Linked DNA regions of Homo sapiens: region 1 is linked to region 2. The links are chromatin loops, found by intact Hi-C in ENCODE. Cell type or tissue: tibial artery. All regions are shown on one strand. Links, peaks and the distances in the headings refer to the core of each region. The heading gives the core; the rest is flanking DNA. Region 1 overlaps LINC01819 (long intergenic non-protein coding RNA 1819). Region 2 has its middle 15 kb from the start of ZFP36L2.

Evidence for each region. A loop is a pair of places that touch in the nucleus more often than their neighbours do. Peaks named below come from ENCODE experiments on the same cell type or tissue, not always from the same donor. Only the 100,000 strongest peaks of a DNase experiment are listed, where the experiment ranks them.
Region 1: a loop joins it to region 2, with 3 times the contacts of the local background. A loop is called at or near these places in 84 of 110 quality-filtered maps.

What each region holds. Positions count from the first base shown.
Region 1 is chr2:43,029,797-43,035,166 of GRCh38, reverse strand. It overlaps LINC01819 (long intergenic non-protein coding RNA 1819), which reads left to right. Exons shown (of 6, transcript NR_110585.1): 3 at 15-112; 4 at 3,866-4,032; 5 at 5,190-5,370. Among named protein-coding and RNA genes, the nearest start is that of LINC01819, 7.1 kb to the left of the region's middle. In tibial artery, for the core only: no CTCF peak of the experiment used is centred there; DNase peaks (open chromatin) are centred at 2,666 and 5,126; H3K27ac peaks cover 1,994 bases.
Region 2 is chr2:43,209,211-43,214,580 of GRCh38, reverse strand. No RefSeq gene overlaps it. Among named protein-coding and RNA genes, the nearest start is that of ZFP36L2, 15 kb to the left of the region's middle. RefSeq lists an enhancer at 3,914-4,508. In tibial artery, for the core only: no CTCF peak of the experiment used is centred there; no DNase peak of the experiment used is centred there; H3K27ac peaks cover 867 bases.

The DNA.
Region 1 (5,370 bases), core at 130-5,129, 180 kb after region 2:
ACTTTGTCACCCAGGCCGGCGTGCAGCAGGGCAATCGTGGTTCACTGCAACCTCGACCTCCCAGGGTCAAGTGATCCTCCAGCCTCAGCCCCACAAGTAGCTGGGACCACAGGTGTGCACCACCGTGCATGGCTAATTTTTGTGTTTTCTGTAGAGACGGGGGTTTCTCCCTGTAGCCCATGCTGGTCTTGAACTCCTGAGTTCCAGCGATCTGCCCACCTTGACCTCCCAAATTGCTGGGATTGCAGGTGTGAGCCACAATGCCCAGCCTGAAAATACAATTTTTAATGGCTGCATAGTATCTCATTGTTTGGCACAATATACACTTTTTTTCTTTCCTTATTAAGTCAAGAACTTCCACCTTTTAATTTAAAGGAAGCACTTCACGGCTTCTCTTTGGCACATCCAAATTTCCAGCATTGCTACTCTTGTGCTTTGGGGCCATTACAAGGTAAAACAAGGGTTACTTGAACACAAGCACCATGATACCTTGACAGATGGCCCCTAAGGGACACGCAGGTGGGTGGCAGCCACAGCATGGATACGCTGGAGAGAGGAATGATTCATGTCCCAGGTGGGACATCAGGGGATGGCCTGTTGGAGTAGGAGTCAGGAGGCCAGTGTGGCCAGAATGGAAACTTGACATCTATTCTTATGATTCTTTAAGGGAAGTGAACCCCACTGTGACAGCCTGGCCTAGGCCAGAAGGCAGCAGAATGGCAGAGGGCAGCTTCCACAGCTCCAACACCTGCTCAGGTGTTTATGGCAGTGAGGAGGGAGAGCATGTCCCAGAGCTGGGTTCCACTGTGCCGGGTGCTGAGAGTCCAGGGCTGACTAGGTCATGACTCTGCTTCTAAGTTGATTTTATAAATTCGGCACAGTAAGAGATGAACAACAACAATAATAAAATAGATCAATTATAACAATATGCTGCAATGAAAGTTATGTGAGCATAGTTTTTCTCTCTATGTCTCAAAATATTGTAGATCCTAGCTTCTAAGTTCAATTTATAAATTAGGCACACAATCCCATGGGGTCGACGGATGGACACTGTTAACAAGCATATGGCATGACAGATAGGGGAGGCTTCCTGGAGGAGGTGACATTTGAGTGGGGCATTGAGGGATGAACAGGTGAATTGGATTTCAACAGGCAGGGAATATATTAATACCTGTTTGCTGAGAAGAGCATAAGGGACCCATCGTTATTAGGGTGTGGACCCATGGCCTTGATCTGGGATTATCACTGGGAAGTAGAGAAAGCAGAGAGTGAGAAGAGGGTTCAGAAGAGGACCCTGGGCCACATGGCCATGTTGAAGGTGGGGTAAGAGGTGGGGCTGGAAAGTGCTGGAAGGGGGCTAAGGAGGAGCATCAAGGCATGAGGAACACCAGTGGAGTGGGCTGTCACAAGATTTAAGAACGACCAACGGAGAAAATATCACATATTGATGGGAGGCCAAGAGAGACAGGCTCTAAGGAGGGCCCAGGGCCGGCAAGCATTTGGTCCCGGGAGACCCTGGCAGGGGCCGGGCTGGTAAAGTGGACAGGATAGAGGTCGGGGGCATTTGATTCCTGCGGCTGTCATGGTAACAAACCACTTCAAACTGAGGGGCTTAAACAACACACATTATTCTCTTACAGTTCTGGAGGCCAGAAGCCCAAAATCAGTCTCGCTGGGCTAACGTGAAGGTGTCAGTCGGGCTGGTTCCTTCTGGAGGCTCCAGAAAAGAATCTGTTTTCTTGCCTTTTCTGGCTCAGTTTCTCGGCTTGTGGCTCCTTCCTCCATCTTCAAAGAGCACCACTCCAATCTGCTCCTCCATCAGGTCACCTTCTGCCTGACTCCTACATCCCTTTCAGAAGGACCCTTGTGATTCCATGAGGTCCACCCAGATCACGCAGGATAATGTCCCCGTCTCAAGAGGCTTAATCTAATCACAGGTGAAAGCCCTATACGAGGTGTCATGGACAGATTCTGGGCCTAAAGACATGAACATCTGTGGGGGCATCACTCAGACTTCCACGGGTGACAAGGGCCCCATGGTGGGAGGGGAGAAGAGGAGGAAACGGGAGAGTGAGGATTCACCAGGAGACTGGCCCGAGAAAGGAGACACGGATTGGACAGGCTCAGCCAGTGGAAGACCGTCCTGCCTGGAGGGAAGTGGCTTTTAGGAGTTTTTTCCTGAGCCTGTTGTGTCTCCTTCCCTCCTTTCTCCCCCAAATCCAACTAGAAAACTAGAAACATAATCTGTTGTGTTGACTCCATAGGTCTTGCTTCCCCTCAACCCAGACACCGACTCGCCCAAGGGTCTTCCAGCTGGCTGAGTTGGAACCTGCATTTTTTAACCACAAGGAAAAGAAGCCCAGAGCTACCAAGAATAATATTTTATTGACTTGGAATGAGTTTTGGAATCTGTATTTTTAACAAGCTGCCCAGGTGATTTTGATGATCAGACAGTTTGAGGTGGTTTTTTTTTTTTTCCTTTCCTCTTTCTCTTCCCTTCAGTAAACTGTTTTTCAACTTTGTTTTTCAGTGAAAACCATTTCCTCCTCGTCGTGGCGCAGGTCCAGAGGCTGCGCCCATCTCTCCCACGTCAACAGTCCTGTGTCCTTGGCGAAGGACTGTTCTCTCATTCAGTGCCTTTCCTCTCTTCCTGGGCCAAATCCCTGCTTTGCGTCTCCCTGCAGCTCATAAAAAGCTGAATTACCTGAGGCAGGGAAAGCCCCACCCACTGTCATTCTCAGGGAGGAGTGGAGTCTGCAGAGGCCGCAATGCACAGCTTCCCTATCCCCCTCCACCCGTGTTTTCCCAGAGCAGCTCTGTTCCAGGCCCGGGGGTGTCCCTGGGCCGAGATGGAATCCAGCCCTGACCACCTCCCAAAGCCAACAGCCCTGAGTGAGCGTGCAGAGAAGCAAGAGCTGTTCCTGATGCAGAGCAAAGACATCTCCCAGTCAAGGGGGATGAACTGATTTGGGACAAAAGGCAGTTGTTGGCTGAGGAAGGCAGGATCTGGGGGAGCCCTGTGCTGAGTGGAGGTGGGTGGGTGTATTTCCTTGGCTCACAGAGGCCTCTTGTCTGGTGGGATCAGCTCCTCCAGCCAGTTGCCACCTGGTCCAGCTTTGGGAGATGTGGAGAATGACTTTCGCAGTGATTTCCACTGGGCCATGGCATTGAAACAGCTGCAGGAGGGGACACAGCTGGTGCCACCCCTACTCCGTCCATTAGAGCTGCTGTGAAGGAATGCCACCCTCCCCATGGGGAGTGAGGGGGCCCTACTTGCTGTGGTTGGTTCCAGGGACCATGGGAAGAGGCAAACCCCTATTTTCAAGGGCACAAGTTGGCTTTTATTAAAATAAAATTTCATCATCACTTATTCCAGTGGCTCCCAAACTTGGCTAAACATCAGGATCACCCAGGATGTTTGTTAAAAAATAAAGATTATGGCCGGGTGCAGTGGCTCACGCCTGTAATCCTAGCACTTTGGGAGGCCCAGGCGGGCAGATCACTTGAGGTCAAGAATTCGAGACCAGCCTGGCCAACATGGGGAAATGCTGTCTCTACTAAAAATACAAAAATTAGCTGGGTGTGGTGGTGCATACCTGTAACCCCAGCTACTCGGAGGCAGAGGCAGGAGAATTGCTTGAACTTGGGAGGCAAAGGTGGCAGTGAGTCGAGATAGCGCCACTGCACTGCACTCCAGCCTGGGTGACAGTGCGAGACTCTTGTCTCAAAAAAAAAAAAAAAAAGATTAATAAAAATAAAGAGTTTTAGAACTCATCCTAGACGGAATCAATCAGAATCTCTTTGGGTAGGCTTGGGCTGGAATCAGTGCGAAATCTGACTAATCAGATTGCTTTCCTGATTCCAGACGGTTGAGCCCATAGAACAGGAGTGAGAAGATGGAAGGGCGAGGGGGCTGGGATGATGAAAACTTGCGCCTGCAGCCACCATTCATTACAGAGCGCCGGGGGCCAGCTGCAGAACTGTAGACTCCTCATACATCATCGTGTTGAGTCTTCAAAACAAACCTATGAGGTGTGCCCAATTGTTTCCATTTTGCTGGTGAGAAAATGGGAGCTCAAAGTGGCCACACACACAGCTAATAAGAGGCAGAGCCAGGACTCAGGCCCAGATCTTTCTCTTGACTCCTCTGCCGTGGAAGGGATCATGAGAAAACCTGGCCCCAGCTCCGGAGTCAGGCCAGCACATGACCCAACTGTCATGCCAGCACAAGCTGCCTTCTGGACACTTCTCTGGTGGGCTCTCTCTGTCTCAGGGCTTCAGCTGCCCCCTGCTCACTCCCCTCACATCAGTCACTGTGTAGCTGGGGACACAGAGGTGGCTGAGACATGGCCATCATCAAGGCAGGGGGTTCATGGAAAGGGCATGAGCTACAACCAGGAGAGAGGGCTTCTGGTTCCAGTGCCACCACCCAGAGCTCTGAAAGGGGCCCCAACACCCTTTTAGATGGACTAGATTGGGTGGTCTCTGGGGGTCCATCCACTCTTAAAAAGCAGAGTCTGATCACCTGACTGCCCTGGCACCCCCCCCGCCACTCCAGCACGTGGCCCTTGCTGACACATCTGCCCTGCAAGGCTGATGAGCTGTGGCTTCTTGCCTCTTTGGCTCCTTCCAGCACCCAGGAGTTTCTGGTACATGGTAGGCGTTCAGTGGGGTGACCCTTCATGGATAATCAGCAATTATGCATTAGGCACTATTGATAACCGCAGACCCTGGACTAAAATACTAGGAATTCAGAGAGGGCCCTACCTCTACGGAGTTTATAGCCTCGTAGGGGAGAAAGATAGAAAACACCATGAATCGATTACAATTGTGGTCAGTGCTAGGAAGAAAAATAATAGGATAGTTTAAGAATGGGATTGGGGGGAGTTCTAATTTAGACAGAGGCATTAGAAACATTTAACCTGAGACCCGAAGGATGAATAAGAGCCATATGGAAACTGGAGGTAAGGTGGGAGTGGGGACAGTGTTTTGGGCGAAGGGAGCAGGAGTTGCAAAGGCCCTGAGGTGGGGAGGATGGACACCAGGGAACCCAATGAGGGCCAGTGTGGCTGCAGGGACTGAGCTGGCAGGAGGGGCTCAGGAGCAGCAACTGATATTGAAGATGGCCAAGGTCAGACCATCAGGGTCTTGTGTTTGTTTGTTTGTTTGTTTGTTTTTCTGTCCCTCAGGCTGGAGTGCAGCAGCGCGATCTCGGCTCACTGCAACTTCCACCTCCTGGTTTCAAGCAATTCTCCCGCCTCAGCCTCCCGAGTAGCTGGGATTACAAGCACCCGCCACCATGCCCGGCTAATTTTTATATTTTTAGCAGAGGCGGGATTTCTCCATGTAGCCCAGGCCGGTCTCGAACTC
Region 2 (5,370 bases), core at 120-5,119:
GGATGTTCCATCCAGCAGGCTTCTCAGAGGGGGCCCAGAGAGTCTGTGGGGCTGACAGGCAGGAGCTTGCCAACAATAGCCCTGTAGGTCCAGAGCCGCTGCAGGGGCTGGGACCGGAGGGAGCTTGGGCAGGCATTACCTCCATGGCTGTGGAAGGGCCTGGCCCTAAGGGGTTACAAGCAGGGGCTCCCATTGGACTGCAATCAAATCTCAGCCCAGTGCTGCCTCCTACCTGCGTGACCTCAAGCAAATCTGAACTTCAGTTTTCTTTTTTCTTTTCTTTTCTTTCTTTCTTTTTTTTTTTGACGCAGAGTGTTGCTCTGTCACCCAGGCTGCAGTGCAGTGGCGTGATCTCGGCTCACCGCAACCTCCGCCTCCCAGGTTCAAGTGATTCTCCTGTCTGAGCCTCGCGAGTAGCTGGGATTACAGACGCCCGCCATCATGCCCGGCTAATTTTTTGTATTTCAGTAGAGACGGGGTTTTGCCATGTGGGCCAGAACCTGTCTCAAAAAAAAAAAAAAAAAAAGACCAGCCTGACCAACATGGAGAAACCCCATCCCTATTAAAAATACAAAATTAGCTGGGCATGGTGGTGCATGCCTGTAATCCCAGCTACTAGAGGGCTGAGGCAGGAGAATCGCTTGAACCTGGGAGGCGGAGGTTGCGGTGAGCCGAGATTGCACCACTGCACTCCAGCCTGGGCGACAAGAGTGAAACTCCGTCTCAAAAAAAAAAAGTGCAATATTTATGGTTTGTTTGTTATTACCATTTTGGGGTATTTTTCCACTTCTAATCAGTAGGCATCCAATCTGATGGGCATCAGGAAGGCCCCATGGTTTGCCCCCACCAAACTCCCAGGGTTTGTAGCTGTGCGTGTAGCCATTTAGATTTAAATTAATTAAAAGTAAGCAAAATGTAAAACTCACTTCCTCAGCCATACTAGATAGCTACGTTTTAAGTATTCAGTTGCCACATGGAGCTAGGGGCTACTGCATTAAACAGCACAGAACATTTCTGTCATCACAAAAGTTCTGTTGGACAGCACTGTGAGTCTAGAATGTTCTATTAAAATACCAACAGCTGAAGGAAAGATGCTTCCAGCAGCAGGTCCTGGGATACCCCCATGATGTCCTTGCTGGTTCTCCTTCCTTCCAAAAGCCAAGAGACTCCAGAATATTCCCAAACTACTGCTCCACCTGGCAGATTGAAAGTGCCAGTGGAGAGGGGAAGGGACTGAGCTCTGCCTAACTGCCCACACGTGCTGGCATCTCTCAGCCCCACTCAGCAGTCTGGGACCCACCTCCTCCCAGATGCACCTCACACCAACCCCTCCAGTTGTCCCTGTCCCCAAGCATGTGACACCACATCTCTCAAGGAACCCATGCCAGAACTTGGCACGCTTCCCCAGTCTTTTCTCTCACTTCCCTCTACCCCTTCCCTCATAGGTTGCCCAACCATCATGACTCTGCTTTCTAACCAGGCCTTGACTTTGCCCCCTTTGTCTCTAGCTCCTCTGCAACTCAGGCCTGCCCCACGCTCACCCAGACACCTTGTCAACCAGGAGCCCTGGCTGGTCCTCTTCCAGGCCACCACTCCTCTAGAGCAAGGTTGTAAAGCACTTGGGTGATCATACTCTTCTCTGCCCTAGGACGCTACACAGGGTCCCACCACCCACTGTTCAAGTCCAAGGAGGCTCTGGGATCCGGAAAAACCTCCCTCCTCTGCCTATGCTCCTTGCTTCTTAGCTGCTCGGGAGCACCAAGGATTCCTAGAGATGCTGTTCACACTCTGGGCCCTTTACTTTCCTTCCACCCCTGCCTGGGACATCCCCTTGTGACCCCCTGCTTCCTCGCCTCTTCCCTCCGCGGTCAGCCCAGGCTGAATCTCAAACTCAGATCTAGCCTCTCCACCCAACCCTGGCCCCACCGGGGCACTGTCCAGGCCTTTATCAGAGCACATATCACAGCATCCCACAACAACTGGTTATGTCTGTCTTCCTCTCTACCCTGTCAGTTCCTTCAAAGCAAGAACATTGTGTTCCTCCTTGCAGCCCCCAAGCCTGGCTCCTCGAAGGGCTTCAGTAACTGTTTCTACGACAAAACCAATCTGCCCTGTGAGACTGGCCCTGTTCGCTCCCATTGGACAGATGAGGAAAATGGAGCTCAGAGAATGAAAGATGCTTGCCTGAGGTCTCCCAGTGCATAAGTGGCAGCGCCATGATGCCGCCCCAGGCCCTCACAAAGAGGGCGGAGTGTCCCAGCCATTCAGAAGAGGCAAAGATGCACTATTCCTTGGTACAAGGAACCTCATGTTGATTTTTTCCTCTTTTTTATCTTTTTTTTTTTTTTTTTTTGAGACAGAGTCTTGCTCTGTTGCCAGGCTGGAGTACAATGGCACTATCTCGGCTCACTGCAACCTCCGCCTCCCGGGTTCAAGCGATTCTCCTGCCTCAGCCTCCTGAGTAGCTGGAATTACAGGCACCCACCATCATGCCCGGCTAATTTTTTTGTATTTTTGTAGAGACAGGGTTTCACCATGTTGGTCAGGCTGGTCTTGAACTCCTGAGCTCGGGTGATCCGCCCTCCTCAGCCTCCCAAAGTGCTGGGATTACAGGTGTAAGCCACCGCTCCTGGCCAATTTTTTCCTCTTATTTGGAACTCATGCCTGCTTGTTATGAATATTCCAACAGCTGCAGTGAATCCCAATACGTGCAAGTGGAAAAGGCCCCCTTAACCTTCCTCCTCAGGCCCACTCAGCAAATGTGGCCACTTTGTGGCCACTTTGTGTAAGGCATTCCAGAGATCTGGTGAGGCACCTATCTACAAATATTTATACACACACATTCATATATGGTTTCAGTCACAAAATGGGGTCATTCTCTCCCCTGACCTATCATTTAGGGCATTGGAACATGGCTGCATGTGGCTCTGTTTGTGAGGGTCCAGGGGATGGACAGGGAGGCTCTGCATTATTTTGCTTTTACCAACATTGCAGCATGAACGTTTTTTTAACTCAGGGCCTTGGGTGAATATCTCCATCAGATGAATCCCGAGAAGTAGCATGCATGGGTCACAGTGTGGCTCACGTGTTTCTTGGGAGGGTCACATGCATTTTTCCTAATTTATAGTATTATTTTATTTTTTATAGACAGGGGGTCTCGCTATGTTGTCCAGGCTGGTGTCGAACTCCTGAGCTCAAGCCATCCTCCGGCCTGCCAAAGTGCTGGGATTATAGGCGTTAGCCACTGCGCCTGGCCCATCATGCATTAAATGCTTGAAGCCTGCCCTCGTAGTAACATGTTGCACTAAGTATAATACCTCGGAGGCCGCGTCCCTCCCTGTCTGTCCCTCCCCACTGCCTGTTCTGAGTTTCTGGAGTCCACATCTCAGGGGCTCCAGCCTGGACTCTGGTCTTTCTCCGACTCCCTGCCCTGTTCTCAAGTCCCCCTGTTGTCGTCCACTGCCTAGGCTGGCACCACAGTCTGAGGCTGCCACCTGGGAGACCCAGGCGAGGCCTGGAGCAGTCCCAGTGGGCTCAGGGCTCCTGGGGCCTGAGGAACCAGAGGCACTGAAGCCACGTCGGGGAGGCCCTGCCTGTGTGATGGGTGGTGGGAGCAAAAGAAATCCTTTCTGAAATGACAGCATTGGGATGACAGCGTGTGTGGGAAGGGGTGTGTGTGTGTGAGTGCGTGAGGCTGTGGTGTGGCTCTGTGAGTGTGTGTGAGTGTGGGGGGGTGAGCCGGCATGACAGCATGTGTGGTGCTATGTGGGAGTTGCCATGCGTGTGTTTTAGGGCAGTTATGTCAGGCGTTATGTAAGGGAGGCGCTCCCTGGGGCCAACAAACCGCAGTGGTGTAACCGCCAGGCCAGCAGGGAAGGAGGGAAAATGTAAACACCATTCCGTGCCTTTCCCTGCCCTGCCACAGGCCCTGCGGTCCTGCCTTCCCGCCACCTGAGGCCCCGTGGGCTGGCTGGGGGGTGATGATGGGGGCGTGAGGGCTGAGGCTCCCAAGAGCTCCATAGGCGTGCACATCTGCAGCTCTTGATACTGGCCCAAGGGATAGCACCAAAGGAGAGCCCAGCCAGGGCCTAACTGGGCTTCTTCTGGTCAGTTGCAGGCCATGCATCCCCCACGTGTGAGGCGTGCAGGCTTCCCTACCCCACAGCGCTCCTGTGTCCCAGAGGCCTCTCCCTGGCATAGGAGCCCCTTGCCCTGCAAAGAATCAGCATGGGGTTCACGGCTCACCTGTTCACACCTGTACGGTGGCCTCAGGGCCAGCTGTCTCTGTCTCTCTCACATACACTCAAAGGCGCACCTCCTCCCTGCCCCACTCCACATCCTGGCCCAGACACCTTCCTTCCCACCAGCTCCCAGTTTCCAGCCCTTCAGCCTGGCACCTGAGGCTTCCTCTTCTAGGAAGCAGCCCTGTCTGCTCCAGGCCAGAGGCCTTGCTCCCCACTCTGAAAACTCCTGAGGCCCCTGTGGATACATAGCTGGACATCTGGCCAAGCTCAATAGTCCCCTGTTCTCCAGTTGCTCGTTTTAAGAATAATGGCCATGGCCAGGTGCAGTGGCTCACACCTGTAATCTCAGCACTTTGGGAGGCTGAGGCGGGAGGATCACCTGAGTCAGGAGTTCAAGACCAGCCTGGCCAACATGGCAAAACCCTGTCTCTACTAAAAATACAAAAACTAGCTGGGCGTGGTGGCACGCGCCTGTAATCCCAGCTACTAGGGAGGCCGAAGCAGGAGAATCACTTGAACCTGGGAGCCGGAGGTTGCAGTGAGCTGAGATTGCGCCACTGCACTCCAGCCTGGGTGATAGACTGAGACTCCATCTCAATAATAATAATAATAACAGTGGCCATAATTTATGGAGTATACTCTGTCAAACCCCCTCCCTCAAAGTGTTCTTATTATGCCATGCCATCCTTGAACCAATCCTAGAAGGTGGTGTTCTAACCATCATGGGAGCCAGAACCCCAGCAGACAGAGGTTAAGTGAATCATCCACGGTTATGCAGCCACGCCTAGAAGTGGCTGGTGGCAGAACCTGTATTCACAATCTCCCGTGGCTGAGCCCCATTTCCCCACACCTCCAGGCTCTTGGGGAGCAGCAACTCTCCTGCTTCCCGCCCCCCACCTTCCCCAACATAGTGCCAGCTGGGCGGCCACAAGATACTTAAATCAAGGCTGTGGCTTACTCAGTGGCTGCATGCAGTTGGTGCCATCTAAATGCTAGATGACTGAGTAACTGAACAGGATTGAATGCAATCTTTTACTTGGAACAATAAAGTGCAATGTTGAGAGTAGGAGCTCTGGAATCACTCAGCTATATGACTTTAGGGTACTGACAGACCCAGCTGAGCCTC